Regions from separate parts of the Homo sapiens genome. Here region 2 is linked to region 1. A link is a loop called in an ENCODE intact Hi-C map of the cell type or tissue named here. Cell type or tissue: psoas muscle. All regions are shown on one strand. Links, peaks and the distances in the headings refer to the core of each region. The heading gives the core; the rest is flanking DNA.

Region 1 (8,427 bases), core at 285-8,284:
TCTCATGCTGCACAGGTTTCCAGCGTAGGAGCAATGGGCCACACCACACAGCCTCGGTGTGTAGTGGGCTCCACCCACTAGGTTTGTGTCAGTGCACCCTGCGATGTTCGCACAATGATGAAATCGCCTATGGATGCTTATCTCCAAAGGCACTGCTGTGGCTAGGCCGCGCCTGACTGTGTAAGTATTCGCCCCATCTGCCACAGTGAGGGCCAGCACTCTGACTGTGGGCCCTTGCTCAGGCCCCCTGAAGCTCACATCACAGCTTCAGCCTGGAAGGAAAAACTCCACGGAAGAAAGATGGACACCAGGGTTGAGTTAAGGTCCAAGTCTGCACATTAAAGCCAAATAGGACTTCTTTAACATGTTCTATGCATCCTATTTCACACCAACTTTTATGAATGTTCGTAGAGATATGTGTACATGACTAAAATAATCCTTATTTCTTGCCCAGTGAACAAATCTTGCCCCAAAACACACTTGCAATATTGACAAACTGAGATTCATGCTCTTCCACTGATCTAGGAAACTGTAGGCAGACTTTCAAAGCAAACGACCTTTTAATATTCAAAAGCATGGCTGTAAATCATTAAACCAAATTAACTACTACACCTTCCACAATTTCAGTAAGTTCATCTGCGTAATTTGGATGGTCACTCACCTCCACTGTACACAAAGGCAAGGCCGTCTCATGCCCAGATCAAAGGCACCAGACACCAGAGGCTTCTCCTTGAAAAGAAAACAAGACTTTCACGTGATCTTTAAAGACTCTGGTTGATAAACTTGGCAAGCCTTTCTTCTGTGCACGCATGTGACACACACACACAGAGGGATGAATAGAATCTGTGCAGATGGCTGAAAACTGTCTGATCTCTGTCACAAATTGCAAAGGCACCTAGAAATCAATAGACCTCCTCAGAGTATGGCAGTGACTGTTTCCATGAGTTCATTGAAGTGTCCAAGTGGTCATGATTAATGGAGCTGAAGCTTCACCAGGAGGGAGGGGAATATGTCACTTTATCCTGGGAAATGCCTGCAAAATTCCACATCTGCTTAGTTGGACTTTCTTATAAGTTCAGTATTCACCAGAATAATTCTACTGTCAATGCTGAAATCTCAATAAAATACATAGGTCCATTTTCCCACTTTACTCTATAGCCCAAGCCCTAGCACATGCTAAGTAAGAAATATTAATGAATGCATTCATTAAAGCTCTTGCTGTTGATCAGAATCCTGAAGGACTTCAAATTCACATTCTGCTTGCAATAATCCCTTTCCTATACCGTAAAACAAAAGTGTAAAACATTGGCTGGCACTCTAGTAACCTTAGAATAATGCAAGATTATTTTAAATAAATTCCTACTGTCTTCTTACCACTCGATTAGTTGACAAAGAATTTCCTGCTTATGATATTCTGATAAATGAGAAAATCTATTAATATATTAATTCAATAAGTTTTTTAATACGTTCTTTATTGTAGATTATGCTAAGCCCTGAGAAAATAAATATAAAAATCTAGCCTCTACCCTTAAAATAATATGGTTTAGTAGGTGAGGTAGAGAAGTAGACCAGCAATTATGATAAGATGGTGGGATAAGTGGCTAGGACAAATGCTTTGAGGGGGCAGGGGCTGCAGTGGGAGAGGCCACCCTGGGGGTGGGGAGCAGTGCTCTCTCTCTCTGCCATTGTTTAGAGTTGCCAGAGGAGGGTGATACTAGAAAGCAGACGAACCTCGAGTTGGTTTTAGTTTTTATCATTGTGTTTTTAATTCTTTGCAAACAATGAACCCCTTAATGCCCCCAACACTCCTAGGCCACACTCCTCCTGGCAGAGGCCAGGGTGAGGCATCTCAGGGGTCCGGGGAGAGGAACATGGACCTGAGCCCCAGCTCTGGAGCCAGCCTCTCAGAGAGCCAACCTCTCAGAAAGCCAACAGGGATGCCGGGGCAGCTGAGTCCCCAGTTGAGACCATGCAGTCTGGCCATGATTTGAACATTAATCTTAATACAATGTGGTTTGAGGCCAGGCTGGTAAGACCCAGGGACAGTCAGTTACCAGGTAATGTGACAGAGGCGCCACGTGGTTCAGAGGGGCACAGAAGAGAGAGGGTGCCGCCCTACATGGGTGGAGGATCTGTATAGATGCCAGGGAGGAGTGAGGTGGAGGTGACCGGTGGGCAGGATGGGAGGCTGGGTCACAGCATGGAGCAGCTCACTGCCAGGGACACCTGTTGGCACAGAGGGAGCTTGGAGTGGACTGAAAGGGAATGTGAGATGGAGAAGTGGACAAAGGGCCTTTGTACTGTCCTGAGGAACAGGAAGAAAATGAGGACTGTACCTTATGCTTCTGTGCCCTAGTGTCTCCCTCTTCAGGTTTCAAGCAGGATGCCTAACATATCAAGAAGCATTTAGCAATCTTCCTAATAAATGCACACCACTGAAGAAAATTAAGCAGGTGAGCCTGTCAGGTTGCAAACCTTCCTCTGCCTAGACCTAGAGACTGGCTGACAAGGAGAGAGGGTGGGGACAGGGGATTAGGGGACAGGGAGGCCATAGAAACAAAAGGCCATGGGAACAGGGGGGCCTTGGGGACAGGGCAGCCATGGGGACAGGACGCCATGGTGACCAGCGGCCATGGGGACAGGAGGCCATAGTGACCAGGGGCCATGGGGACAGGAAGTCATGGGGAAAGGAGGCCATGGGGACAGGAGGTCATGAGGAAAGGAGGTCATGGGGACAGGAGGCCATGAGGACAGGGGGTCATGGGGACGTGGCTCATGCCTGGTGCAGACCAGAGGGGTGCTGATTGAATTGTATTTACTGGAGAGAAGCTGTGGGATCCGTATCTGTTGAGATGCTGGACATGAGAGTAAGGGAGGACTCTAGGCTGCCCCCAGTTTCTAGCAGGAATGATTTGGACACAGTTCAGAGGGACAGCAATCAGAAAGAGGATGAGGATTCTGCAGGAAGGGGATGGAATGACCTGGAGCGTGTTGAGTTTGGTGTCAGAGAGGATTGTGCTGCAACTGTCTGCAGAAAGGTTCAGGCAGACGTTAGAAGTTGGTGCACAAGCAAAAAGCAACAGGGGAGTCTCACAGCAAGATGTACCATATGACAGAGAAAAAGTGCAAGGACAGGACTCTTGGAAGCACAGCCCTGAGGAGCGGCTGTGAGGCCACCAGTATACAGAGGGAAAGCAGAAAGGCCTGGGGTGGGAGAGGCGGCAGGAGAGCCTGGAGCTCAGAAGCCAAAGAATTTCCAGGAGCAAATGCCCACTGCAGCACAGAACGATAGAAATAAAATGCAAGCCACCAACGTTGCTTGAAAGCAGCAACCCTAAAAAGAAAACCAAAACATGAAATCCATTTTAATAATATATTTTGTTCAACCCAATACGGCCAAAATGCTGTGATTTCAAAATGTAATGAAGATATAAAAAATCGAGATATTTTACATTCTTTTTTTGGAACCAAATCTTGGAAACCTGGTATCACATTTGACACTTATAGCACATCTCAATTCAGACACCAGATTTTCATCAGAAATGCTTGATCTGTATTTACAGTTTATACAATTTACAGTTGAAAAACTACATTCACAGATGCAAGTGGTTCCAATTGTACTTAAAGGTTTTTCAATAACTGAATAAAGTATCTGCTTTTAAATGTAAAATAATTAAAAATTCCGTTCCTTGGTGCCCAGCGGCCACATTTGGAATGTTCTGTAGCCTTCTGCACAGCTGGACACCCTACTGAACCCGGCAGATCCAAAGCCTCAAACGAGGCCTCTGGGCTTGACCATGGCAGGAAGCCAGGGTCTAGAGCGCTGATGGGGGCACAGCCTGACAGTGGGGGGGTTACAGGTTGAGGGGAAGTAGAGGAAATGTCAACGACGTAAATCTCCTGGATACTGACTTTGTAAGGAAAGAGATAGTAAGGTAGCCACAGGGGACCCAGAACCACAGGAGGTTTATTCTTTTCTAAGACAGGAGAGTGAGACAGAGATTGAAATATGGGTGAATGACTGACGCAGTCTTTCGGGCCTTTATTTGTCTGAAAGCCCTGCTTAGACCAACATGCGATCATGACAGTGATAACAAGAGAGTTTACTGAGTGCTTTCTGTGCATTGCCTATCCTTACTTTCTGTGTTGTCTCATTTAATGAACACGTAACCGTGGAAGGGTAGGTTTTGCTTTTAGAAGAAAAGCAGAGACTGGAACGATCATTGTGCAGTTACGATGGGATGGACACATCACCCAGTCAGGCTTGGATGCTGGCGCTGGGATCCTGGGCGTGACAGGAAAGCCACCCCAGTGATGTTTGCACTGCAGCTTTGCTTTCGATTTATCATGTGCATAGCTGATATTGATGCAGCTTCTGATACAGGAGCAAGGTGGGAGCACACAGGAGGAATGGTGGAATCATACCCTCTGGGGGGCATTCCAGAGCCTCAAAAGGTGTCGCCTGAGAGGAGCATTTGAAGACCATCACTTCACAGTGGGGATGAAGAGTCACCTCTACAATCCTCTTATTTGTCCACCATGACCAAGTCCCGTGCAAAATCCCATGACAGACCTTTCAGTGGATGACTAGAAGTCATAAGAAAAACCTGCTTCCAAACCAGCCCTGCAGGGAAACAGCTGCTCACACATGCAGAAAACATGTCTCGCCCACTTCAAAGACTCTGTGCATGTCTAACCACCAAAGGAAAGAATTCTGAAAAGAAAGCCATAAATAAGTCTTCAGGGGAAGACAGGTTCAGCATTTTTGATTGCTCTGTTGAAAGGCAGAGCTTTCTGCCCCCTTTTTTCTTTTGCTGATCTGGAGCCAATAAAGCTATTGACATAATTTTTTTTAAGCTGAGTCCTAGAGATGTGTTAGAAAAAACAGTTTGTCCATCCGAAATAGCAATTTTGATACATGAGAGACAATGATTTCACCTGACTTGGAGAATTCCACTGCCAGCCAGTTCCCAAAGATTCTGCAAGAGAAGAGGGGCTGGGCCATAGTGCCAGGTACCCAAGGAGGACCCCAGGTGAAAAGGTTGATCCAAGGCTCACTGCTTCATAGGATCAGATTGGTTCGTTCTCTTTTTTTTCTTTTTTTTTTTTTTTTTTTGAGACAGGGTCTCACTGTGTTGCCCAGGCTGGAGTGCAGTGGTGCGATCTCAGCTCACTGCAACCTCTGCCTCCCGGGTTCAAGTGATTCTCCTGCCTCAGCCTCCCAAGTAGCTGAGATCATAGGTGCCCACCACCATATCTGGCTAATTTTTGTATTTTTTTTTTTAGTAGAGACGGGGTTTCACCACGTTGAGCAGGCTGGTCTCAGACTCCTGACCTCAAGTGATCTGCCCACCTCGGCCTCCCAAAGTGCTGGGATTACAGGTGTGAGCCACCACGCCTAGCCTCAGACTGGTTCATTCTCATGGAGAGGATTGGCTCAGGGGATCAGTGATGTCTGGTCATATGAAGACAGTAATAAGATTCCACAATGATAGCTAATATTTATATTAGGTTGATGTGAAAGTAATCACGGTTTTTTGCCATTGAAAGTAATGGCAAAAACAGCTATTAGTTTTGCACCAACCTAATACCATGCACTTGCCTGGTGCCAAGCAAAGTTCTGAATGCTTTATATATTTCCCACTTAAATTCCCTTAATCTTCATAGCAACCCCTGCAGACAAGGAAACTGAGTCCCAAAAAGGTGAAGTAACTTGCCAAATGTCACATAGCTAGTAAGGTGCAGAGCCAGAATTTGAACCTAGGCTCTGAGTCGGCCAAAGTACCTGCTAACCCTGTGTTTTATCTCAATTCAGCTGTCCTCTGAGATTGTTCTTGTGTTTAAATCCCTGTGGGCCCAGTGAAAAGGGAACTGACGCAATTAAGGGAAAGTTGCTCAGATTTTCCAGGCTAAAATTTCACCCAGATTATCCTAATGTATATATAGCTGCCATTTTAGGGGTCAGGACTTTACTAAAATAGGACTGGATATTTCCCTAACTTACATTTAAATGAAGTTTTTTCTGCTACCATTTCCAAACACAGGACAGTGTGGTTTATTGATCATGAGTCAGAGCTGTCCCAGGGCATGAAGAAATAATGTGGTTTCTTTATTAGCCAGGTTCCTGTTGAAGGTCCTAGTTGTTTCCAAGAGGAGCCAGGGGAAGACGTGCCTGTTGGCAACATCATAAACTCTGTGAGTCCAGCAGAAGGCTGAGAGCAGTGGCAATGGGCCCGCGGGGACATCAGGTGTTATCCACACCTGTGGTCAGGCACCTGTCGTCCTTGAAGAAATAAGTGACCTAACATCTCATTTTCACCACAGCAGGGTCCGTCGCAAAGAATGATGAAAGAAGCTAAACCTGAGCTTCGGAAAACTGAAGAGCCCACTGCAAAATCCTTCTCTTTGGATCAGTCAGCTTTCTGAACTGTAGATGGCAAATCCCATGAAACAGACACACTGGAAAGCCTGGAAAAGTCTAGAACTACATCACATGTCACAATAAGTGACACCAACCTCCTACTTGATGCCCAGAAGCTGCAGAACTGAGCCAGCCTAACACCTAGGAGTCCAAAAAAAAAGAACCAGCTCCTGCTCCTGGATGACAGTCGCCTGGACCTGAGGTCTTCCCCACTAGTGAGCAACCTGACAGGGACCCCAGGCTGGGCTGCTGGGGTTTGAGATTGACAGCAAATCCCAAAAGTGCCTGCTTCTTACAGTTCTGTGCACTTCTCAGCTTCTTTGTAACTCTAGCCAGTCCCGAGTCATGTCCTTGTTCCTAGAGCTTTAGCCAAAAGTCCCAGCTATAGGAGGATGGAAATCTTGAAACTTGCTGAGATGCCTCCTTGCGTTTTGTGGGGGGCAACCCAGCTTGCAATGGCAGGACTATAAAAATGAGATAGAGAAAGGAAGTGATATTTATCAAGTACACACTATGAGCCAGGTTTCTTTTCATACATGATCCCATTTAATCGTTAAGACCTTGTAAGGCAGTGTTATTATCCCTGTGTACAGATTAGGAAGAAAAACACAGAAAGGCAGCACAGCTTCAAGTTGTAAAGTGGCAATCTGAACCCAGCCTGGTTGACTCCAAAGCCTGATTCCAAAAACTGTTGGTATTCATTGATAGCAAATCCTAGAACCTGAGAGCTGGGAGAGGTGTCAGAGATCGTGTGGCCCAACCCTTCAAACTCAGGGGGAAGAAACAGGGTCCCAAGAGCTGAAGCCACGTGTCCAAAGCCACAGTGATATTTGTTTGCTGTCTTAGCATGCTGCTATAAAAGTTGGTAAATTAAAACATCACCCATATATTCGTCACAGTTTCTGTGGGTCAGAAGTCCAGCCACGGGGTGGCTCAGTAGGTTCTTTGCTTAGGGTCCCACCAGGCCAAAATCAAGGTGCTGGCAGGGCTGTGTCCCTTTCTGGAGGCTCCAGGGAGGATTCTATTTCCAAGCTTACTTATATTGTTGGGAGAATTTACATCCTTATAGTTACAGGATGGAAGTCCCCATTTCTCCACTGGTTCCAGGGCCCTTTCAGCTCCTTGGGGCCACCTGCATTCCTGGACTCACTGCCCCACCCTCTGCAAGCCCCTAACAGCCCATGGAGCATTCTCACCTTTCCATCCCTCCCACTTCTCCTTCAGCCCCATCTCTCGGACTCCCGTGAAGAGAGTTCTTCGCTTTTGAGGACACATGTGATTTGGTTGGGCCTGCCCAGATAATTCAAGATAATTCTCTATTGTAAGGTCCATAACTTTAATCATATCTGCAAAGTCCTCTTCCCACATGATGTAACATAGTCACAGTTTCCAGGGGTGAGGGCCCAAACATCTTTGGGGGGCCATTCTGCTGACCACATAGTAGTTTTAACCAAAGCTAGAGGAGAGGGTTATAAAAGCAGAATAAAAGTGTTAAGCCACACAAATCTGGCATGGCGTGTGTCAGGAATCTCACAGCTTCTAGCTAGAGGCTGTATCAGCCATGGGAACATTTTTTTCTATTCCCCGCCACCCTTGCAGAGCAAGAGAGAACCATGGCCCACTTGGCTTTTCTGGCCTGTTTTGGGAGCATGCCTGAGCCCTTTTGTGAGGACTGCTGCTGATCCTCAGAGCATCAACAGATGGATGTGCAAATGTAAATACCAAAAGCTTATTGCAAAATATTCATTCATATGTTAATTTATTCAGTGATTCAGTAAACATTTATGGAGAGCCTACTGCAAGCAGGCAATGTGAAAAAGGTTTGTGGATTTGCAACAACTTTGAATTATTCATAAGGCAGCTTCCTTGCCTGGTATGAATAACTGAATTGACCACATTTGGACCTTTGCAAAGGTCAGCACTCACATGATCCGTTTACACTGCAGATCCCTCCAGGGGAGGGCTGTGGCTGGTAACAAAGTGACCAGCCCTGCTTCGCAGGTGGA
Region 2 (8,427 bases), core at 319-8,318, 49 kb after region 1:
GGGGCAGACTGGAGGAGCTTAAAGCCAGTCCTCACCTCACTGCGAAGGACAAGACCCATTCACAGCTGCGACATCACTCACAACGCTTCTTAAAATGCTGACTTTAAAGTGCCCCAGAGTGCGGATCATCTCTGTGTATTAGCGGCATAAAATCACACCCAGTCATTTTTCTCTTCCCACTTCAACTGAGGGAAAACCACTTAGAACATCCCCCAACCCTGGGACTCATAATAAATAATAACACCTATGGTAGGCATCGCCAGGGTCTCACCTCTTTCCTGAAGCAGGCAATCTCCTCCCAGACCCCATGGCCCAGCTGATGTCCCTGTACCTGTGTGCACTTGAGCCCAGATTGTCCAGAACTGAGAGACAGACACAGGGTAACACCCTGGCCCCTCCCCAGTGTCTTCTTTTTCCCTCTGTGACCCAAACCCAAGGTTTTCTCTTCTTCCCTTCTGAGCCGATCTCTCATTCTCTGAAGGATTTACACAGGTGCGGTCACACCTTAGCGTGGCTAGCATCAAGGTGGACATACTTCTCCTGAGCATTTTCAACCAGTGGAATGAAAAGCTTTATCCCCACTAAAACACCTCAGATATGTGTCAGGAACCCACCGTGCTGTACATGGGAATGGCAGAATGTCCTGCCCAGGTACCACCAGCCGTGTGTGAGTGAGGTTCAGCCCTAACTCTGCAGGAATTCTGTGGGCATAAACCAGCTCACCTTCCTTCTTCACTCTCCTCCTCTTCCTCACTTGGTTCACCTGTCATCCCTCTTGTGAAAGATGCTGGCGCTTAGCCACAAGCCTTCATTAGGCCTCTGCTCTCCTTTCATGGCCCAGCAGGTCTCACTGTGCCCACAGGGCTCTGAGTTCAGCACGGACAGCAGAAGGCCTCCTATCGTGGGAACTGACAGTGACCGGGCCCCTGTTGACTGAAGCCAGAAGAAACAGGGAGCAGATACCCCAGTAACGTGACAAGCACATCAAATGAGGGGAAGGAGTGGGCAGAGAAGCAATGAGGTCTGCAGTCATTGTCCCACATGGATGTCCAGGAGGATTTGGGAGGCAAAGTCCAAGTCAAATGTGAGTCCGGGGAGGAGGTGGCATCCTATCCTGTCACATTCTACAGTCATAGCTTATTCTGGCAAGAATTCTACAGTCACAGCTTATTCTGTCTAAACCATTTGAAATTTAGAGAACTATGCTTGAAGAAGACCATAACAGAGAAATTTCTTTTGGAGGCAGGACACGATTAGAAAATGGATAAGAACTTCAATGAAAAAAGGAAAGAGACTGAGGTAAATTTCAGCCAAGTGTCTGCACAGGCCATAAACAGACTCCAAAACAACTGCCCTGGGAGAAGAAAAGGGCCCCAGGGCAGATGGAGGCCAGTGCAGGAGGCTTTAGTGAGGAGGGCCAGATCTGGGTCAAATGCAAGGTTGAGGACGTTTGGGTCAGGGTCAAGTGAACTCTTTGTGAAGGAAATGTGCCTGTGCAGATTTCAGTTTCCAGAGGGGAGTGGATGGCTGGTAACTGTCAGGTCAAAAGGAAGAGAGGCAAGAAGATACTAGATGTCATGGACTCAAACCTAGTAGCAATAACAGGAATACCGTAGTACTTCACACACCACCTTATGTAGATTGTCACTCAGTGCTTTTAAACAATAATCACATATTTCAGAGAAAAGAGTGAAGTATACAATAGAACCCGGAGAATGTACCCAAAAAAAAGGTCTAGAAGAAACATCACTGCAAATGACGCCCTCTGAGAGTAGTCAGGAAACTATAAGCCAAGGTTTACATGGTTATTGGGCCTCAAAGTATAAAATGAAAAAAGAAAAGTTTAAGTAAGTAATTTTGGGACATATGAAATCTAGGTGTCGAATGAAACAGAAACATCTTAGCAAGGATTTGCTTCCATCAAGCATGCAAGCTGCCTGCCAGTCTCGGGACCCAGCCACATAGCTCTCGTCCAGCCTTGTGTCGTGTGCATGGTAAGTGTTGAATGCAGTGGAGGATGTTCTGCTTTAGTAAGGGAAATGCTAGAATATTACCCTTCAGGGAGGGTTCCAGACCCCCTGAAGAAAATCATGGACTTCCCTACTGCCCTCATTCTTAAGGTGGGCAGATAGTGCCCATGCCCCTTCATATCAAACCCACAAGGACAGATGGGGAGGCCAGGGAGATGGGTGGTCAGGGTTCCAGGTCCTGCTGGAGGCAGACAGCTGAGGCCATCCAGCCTCCCCATCCCAGAACCAGTTTGCCTCCTAGGGAGCAACCATGTATGTCAATAAGGGGAGGATTGGGATTCTGCCAGCAGGAATTCTGTCATACCCCAGGCAGAATGGACTAGAAAACCCAACCAGAACATCATCCCAGCACATCCAGATCACCACTCTGATCCTCCAAGGCCAGTGGCCACTCTGCTCTCTGCTCTCCTTTCAGGGCCCAGCAGGTCTCACTGTGCCCACAGGGCTCTGAGTTCAGGACCGGCAGCAGAAGGCCTCCTATGGTGGGAGCTGACAGTGGCAGGGCCCCTGTTGACTGAAGCCGGAAGAAACGGGGAGCAAATACCCCAGTAACATAAGGCAATCCAGCAGGTGGGGTAAGGGCCAGGCTGTTAATCCACTTAATTCACTTAATCCACTGAATCCACCTTCCCAGATCCAACCTCTTTCACCTTCCCGGATCCAACCTCTTTCTCAGTATGTGACTTTGAGAAAATTACTTGTTTAACTTTCTACTTTCTTATCTGTAAAAGGGGATGATGATGATAATTCTAGAATTTCCCCCTAAGATTCAGCAGGAGGAAGAAAAGGACTGAGCCACCTTGGAGCTTGAAACAGGAAGAACAGAAGAGAGGTCTAAAATCAGGGTGAACCAAAACTACCGACTGTAGAGGCCTCCGATTAAACAGTCGATGCACCGACAGACACAGAGCTCCTAAAACTCAAAAATATTTCTACCTCCGGTTAATTATTCATTGAGAATTAACAAAGCGGCTGCAGTTTTAGCCACCCCAGGGGTGTGGCTGCGAGAGCCTTGGCTTTGAGCTTTGTTTTTACGATGCAGCCCTCCACCTCTTCTCTGGGTTAATGAATCCACTATTCATTGCTTTTTAATGTGGATTAATTTCATCATTCCCTTCATTTAATTCAACTAAATACCTACAGGCTAATGCTGATCAGGGGAACAGAACACAGCTTTTCTTGAAATATAGGTTAAGTTTTGTTTTCCACCATTATGGTTTTGCCAGGAGTCTTAAGTGCCCAGCTGCTCTTTCCTCAGCAGAAATGTTGCTTACAAAACAACACATGAGCGTGTGGTTGTGGAGGAAGTACACGTTCTCATGGCACAGCTTTCCCATTACACAGTCGCCTGTCCACGCAGCTTGCTGGGGTGGGAGAAGGCCGGCCTCCAGTTACGTTTGACCTGGCGAGGCTGGAAGGGCCAACCAAGTGGACGTCTTTAATCAATATGGCGGTGGTCTTGCTTAGGAATTGCCAATTCTTACAAGTGAAACATTCAGAGGAATTACCTCATTCAGAGATGATTGTGGTTGAATCAAAGGCTTTCTTTAATGATGAAAGGCAAAAATTACTTTGATGTTGGAAAATCTTCCTCATACACATGGAAATGCATGAAGGGGACTGCAAATGCTGCAGAATGTGGGAAGAACACCAAACGGGCAGGGGCAGGTCCTATGTATTTCAACTGCTTTCCAGATCCAGACAAGAGGACCTCTGTGTCAGAAAGAAGAGAGTGAGAGTGAGGCAGGACTTATGGGTTTCAACCAGATTTAGGCCCTGTTGGTTTTGGATGCGGAGCACCAGAGTGAGTTATGCAGACTGCTCTTATCAGTCTTGTGAGCCCAGCTCATGGCTTGGCCAGCGGCTCCTAAAATGAATGACCCAGATGGCGAAATGATGAGTTGCTTCCTTAACTAGCGCTCTTTTCTTTAACAGTATTTTTATAGCCTGTATTAATCGTGGTTACATACACATGACAAAAAATGTAACCATTTTTAAGTGGGCAGTGCAGTGACATCAAGTACATTAGCATTGCTGTACAACCACTGCCACCATCCACCCCCAGAACTCTTTTCATCTTGCAAAACAAAACTTCAGTATCCATTAAACACGAAATCTCACCCCCACCACGCCCCCTGGAAGCCCCAGCAACCACCCTTCAACTTTCTGTTCTATGAATTTGATTGCTCTAGGTACCTCATATGGGTGGAATCATACAGCATTTGTCTTTTGCTTTGCAGCCAGCTTCTTTCACTTAGCATAATGTCATCAAGGTCCATTCATGTTGTAGCATGGGTCAAAATTTCCCCTCTTTTAAGGCTGAATAATATTCCATTGTGTGAATATGTAATTCACCGTTGTGTGAGTAGTAGATCCAGTCATCTGTCAGTGGACACTTGGATCGCTTCTACCTTTTGGCTATTGTAAATAATTCTGCTATGCAAACAGGTGTTCAACTATCTCTTTAGGACACTGATTTCAAATCTTTTGGATGTATACCCAGAAGCATCTTTCACTAGTGATCTTTTACAATGGCTGCGAAGTTAACAAGTATTGAAATGATTTTCTTTTGTACAAAAAAACATGCAAAGAGCTTTACTGAAATGTGAAGAAGTGTATTCAAATTCTTTACATGGCCCAGTGTGGTGGCTTATGACTATAATCTCAGCACTTTGGGGAGGCCAAGGTGGGCAGATCACCTGAGGTCAGGAGTTCGAGACCAGTCTGGCCAACATAGCGAAATCCCATCTCTACTAAAAATACAAAAATTAGCCAGATGTGGTGGCAGGTATCTGTAATCTCAGCCACTCAGGAGGCTGAGGCAGGAGAATCAATTGAACCCTGGAGGCAGAGATTGCAGTGAGCTGAGATCGCACCACTGCACTCCAGCCTGGGCAACAGAGCGAGACTCTGTCTCAAAAAAACAAAAACAAAAACAAATTATTTACATGTGTGAGCAAATATATATATATACATATATATATCTCTCTCCAATTCTTTGTCTAAGGAGTTGACTAAAATTCAGTAAAAGGGAAGTTATTTCCTTTCTGACTTTTACCCTTTCCCATAGCAGGGACATTTTAATTTAGATCAGTCAGGGAAGTTAAAACTATAAAAATCAATACTGTGTTCACTTTCCACATGGATTCCTCTACAATTTTTTTTACTTGTGACTAAAATACACATAACATAAAATTTACTATTGTAACCATTTTTAAGTGTACAGTTCAGTAGTGTTAAGTATATTCATGTTGTTATGCAACAGATCTCTGGAACCTTTTCATCTCACAGAACTGAAACTCTACACCCATCAAACAGCAGCTCACCCCTTCCCTGTCCCCGCTGCCCCGGCAACCATATTCTATTTTCTGTCTCTATGAATTTGACTACTTTAGATACCTCATATAAGTGGTCATTTTTTAAATTAAACATTAAACAGAATCTCTAGCAGTGCAGAAAATTGTTATGTATTGACCGTTCGCCGCTGTGTACACACACAGAGTGCTCTGGCCAATTTTTTTTACCAACTTCTCATTTGCTAGTGACTTAAGAGTACCAACTTTCCCTGAAGGAAAACTACTCAATTTTAGTCAAATATTTGACAAGCAATTAAAAGTCGTATGACAGAGGCCTATCTGCTGAAGGGAAGGTTATTTTAGAAGCACCTGCTATCGTTTCAGGTTTCTGGTTGACAAGTCTTGGCTGGAGTGGGCCTCCCCCTCTATGGGCCGAATGTGGGAGGAGATTGTCCAGTGTGAAGAGGCTGTGACACTCACTCATGGTTAGATCTCACTTCACTGTCTAAGATTTCTTTAGGATTCTTGCCAGAAATTGGTCAGCAGGTTAAAAGCAACTTGAATATCATGAGGGCAAGATCGCAACGACATCCTGACATGGCACCATCTTTCCCATTTCTGCCCTCCCAGTGGCCCTCCCCTCTCACAGGGTGCCGCCCTGCTCCCCACTTGCCCAGCCTTCCCTCCTGCTTCATCATCCTACCCCATTTCATAGATCTGTGTCCCTAGGACACAGATGCATTTAGCAGAACACTTTCTCCACCCTTATTCCTTTTTTTGTGATGTGACAGCTACATAAGATGGTGATGAGGCATCAAAATGTCTTTGCAAAGTGCAAAGACTCTTCACTCCTCTCCACTCTTGCTCTTCCTTTTTGCTCCTGCCCTGGCCTGGCCTGGGTTGGTTTCCAGGGATCTCTGCTTACCAGCAAGCCAGTCACCTACCTGTTATCCACATCTACTGAAGGCCTGGTAACAGCAGCCCGGGCCCAGAGAAGTGTTAAAAAAAAAAGAAAGAAAGAAAGAAAGAAAAACTTGGATCAAAGCTAGCAATGCCACCATCATTTCTTCCTCTTGGATTGGGTTACGTAAGCTGAGTGCTATGGTGGGAAAGCTCCAGCCAGGACTCAGGAAGCTGGGGGTCAGGTCTTAAATTTTATTTTATCCAACTTATAAGACAGTATTAGCCTGTTTCACAGATGCTGGCAGAAGACATGAGACTTCTGGATCTGAAATACAGGACTGGTAACGTAGCAAGCAAGATGAACACAAGCATATTTCATCAGTTACCCTTGCCCTTGAGTTCCACAGAAGTGACCCAACAGGCTCAGATTAACTAATACACACATGAAGGCGGTTTGTGTCACAGCCGAGGAACACTGAGTTTGGGGAATCCACTGCTTTTATAGCAAACAGTAAGAAAGTCTGCTCTTTGGGGATGAAGGAAGACATTACCTCATTTCTCAAGGTCATCAGCTACATGAACTACCCTGAGGACGGCCTGCAGGAAAGAGTGGCCAGTCTTAGCACACTTTGTAGGAGTTTATGAGGCCCAACATTGGCTCCAGCACCAGCCCCACCATTAACTCGTGTGTGAATTTCAGCAAGTCAGGTAACCTTTCTAGCACCCCATTTTTCTCACCAGTAAAATGATCATAGTAATAGATGTCCCAGCCAGGAGGTGAGGCAGGGTGTGGTTGGGAGAATTTTGGGAAGAAATGGAGGGACTGGCTTCCTGCTTGGGAACTGCCAATGGCTACATCAGGGCTCCATGGAATTCCTAAGTCACTTCTGAGTCTCCTCCAAGCCATACAAAAAGTGTGACATTTTGTAAATGGGCTGGAGGCCCACATTCGCCAAAGCCAGGTTCAGCCTGTGTTTATGCTGGAAGCTCAAGTTCTCAACAGCTCCCCACATGGAGAAAGTTCACCTGGGCCTCCTCAGCTGGAGAAAGTTCTCCTGGGCCTCACCGGTCTGCGACTGAACACAAAGTGCTCCAGAAACATCCTTCCCCCACTCTGTCTTCTGATTCCACTCCCCACGATCACTTATTTTTCCTACACCCTCCTGCCCCAGATCTCAGCTCCCTGACTGCATAACCACATGTCCTAAAGCATCTAAAGAAGATTAAGTCCATGTTCATGGGGATCAGCAAACTGCGGACTCATGTGGTACTATCAAAAAAGAAAGACTCACCCAAAAGTTTTTCCCTGTGTGTTATATATTTCTAAGAGGCATTCTAACTCACAAAGTGAATCTGAGCTAACAGCAGTCTAAAATGAATTCAATAAGAAATTCATTTTCTTCAAAAGTTTTAACAAAAATGTGAAATAAGTAGATTGAAATAGAAATCTGACTTCGTTGGGTTAATAACCTATGAAATACACATTTCCCACAGGATCCTTAATAAAAGATCTAAAGGTGGAAATGTGAGAATTATTGGAGGGAAACACTTGAATAAGACCTTCGAGTTCTTATGATGATACCCTTAGGAGGTCAACTGGTCTGTCCAACCTATTAGCCAAAGACTTTATCCTAATAAACGCTTTATCTACAACCTTATTATATTATATGCCAAAATATGAATGTCCTCACTCTGGCTGTATGAGATAAGTGAAGTAGACAGAATTATTCCCATTTTAAAGTTGGCCAAACTGGAACACCTAGAGACTACATGACTTGCCCAGGATTAGATATTTAGCAGGAGGCAAAGCTGGAATCAGACCCACGTCTCTGGAACTCCCATCTCTGAATCCTCTGTATTATTTGTAGGTATGATCTGGTCAAAGAAGAAAAAGGAAAAGAACATGCAGGTACTTTAAAGAAGCCTGGGCTGATAGAGATTATGCACCATATAAATAGCCAGGAACATAGGTAGGTAAGTGGGTGGGTAGGTGGGAGGTAGATGGGTATAGGTAAGTAAGAAAAAAAATACACTCAAACATAAACATTTGAGGCAACTCAGAAAATTAACCACAATATAAAACAGAAAATTAAATAATAAAAACAGAATCAAAATCAGTTGAAAGGAGCAAATAAATGGATGCCACCAAGCACCAGGATCGGATAAATGCCACCACTGGGGCAAAACCCAGTCCTAAG

The links. A loop is a pair of places that touch in the nucleus more often than their neighbours do. Peaks named below come from ENCODE experiments on the same cell type or tissue, not always from the same donor. Only the 100,000 strongest peaks of a DNase experiment are listed, where the experiment ranks them.
Region 2: it touches region 1 in a loop (2.0-fold over the local background); 5 of 110 quality-filtered maps call a loop at or near these places.

What each region holds. Positions count from the first base shown.
Region 1 is chr18:10,070,540-10,078,966 of GRCh38, reverse strand. No RefSeq gene overlaps it. Among named protein-coding and RNA genes, the nearest start is that of VAPA, 160 kb to the right of the region's middle. In psoas muscle, for the core only: no CTCF peak of the experiment used is centred there; no DNase peak of the experiment used is centred there.
Region 2 is chr18:10,021,371-10,029,797 of GRCh38, reverse strand. It overlaps LOC105371983 (a long non-coding RNA gene), which reads left to right and starts at 853. Exons shown (of 3, transcript XR_935135.2): 1 at 853-1,084; 2 at 1,878-1,994; 3 at 2,446-2,558. In psoas muscle, for the core only: no CTCF peak of the experiment used is centred there; no DNase peak of the experiment used is centred there; H3K4me3 peaks cover 305 bases; H3K27ac peaks cover 407 bases.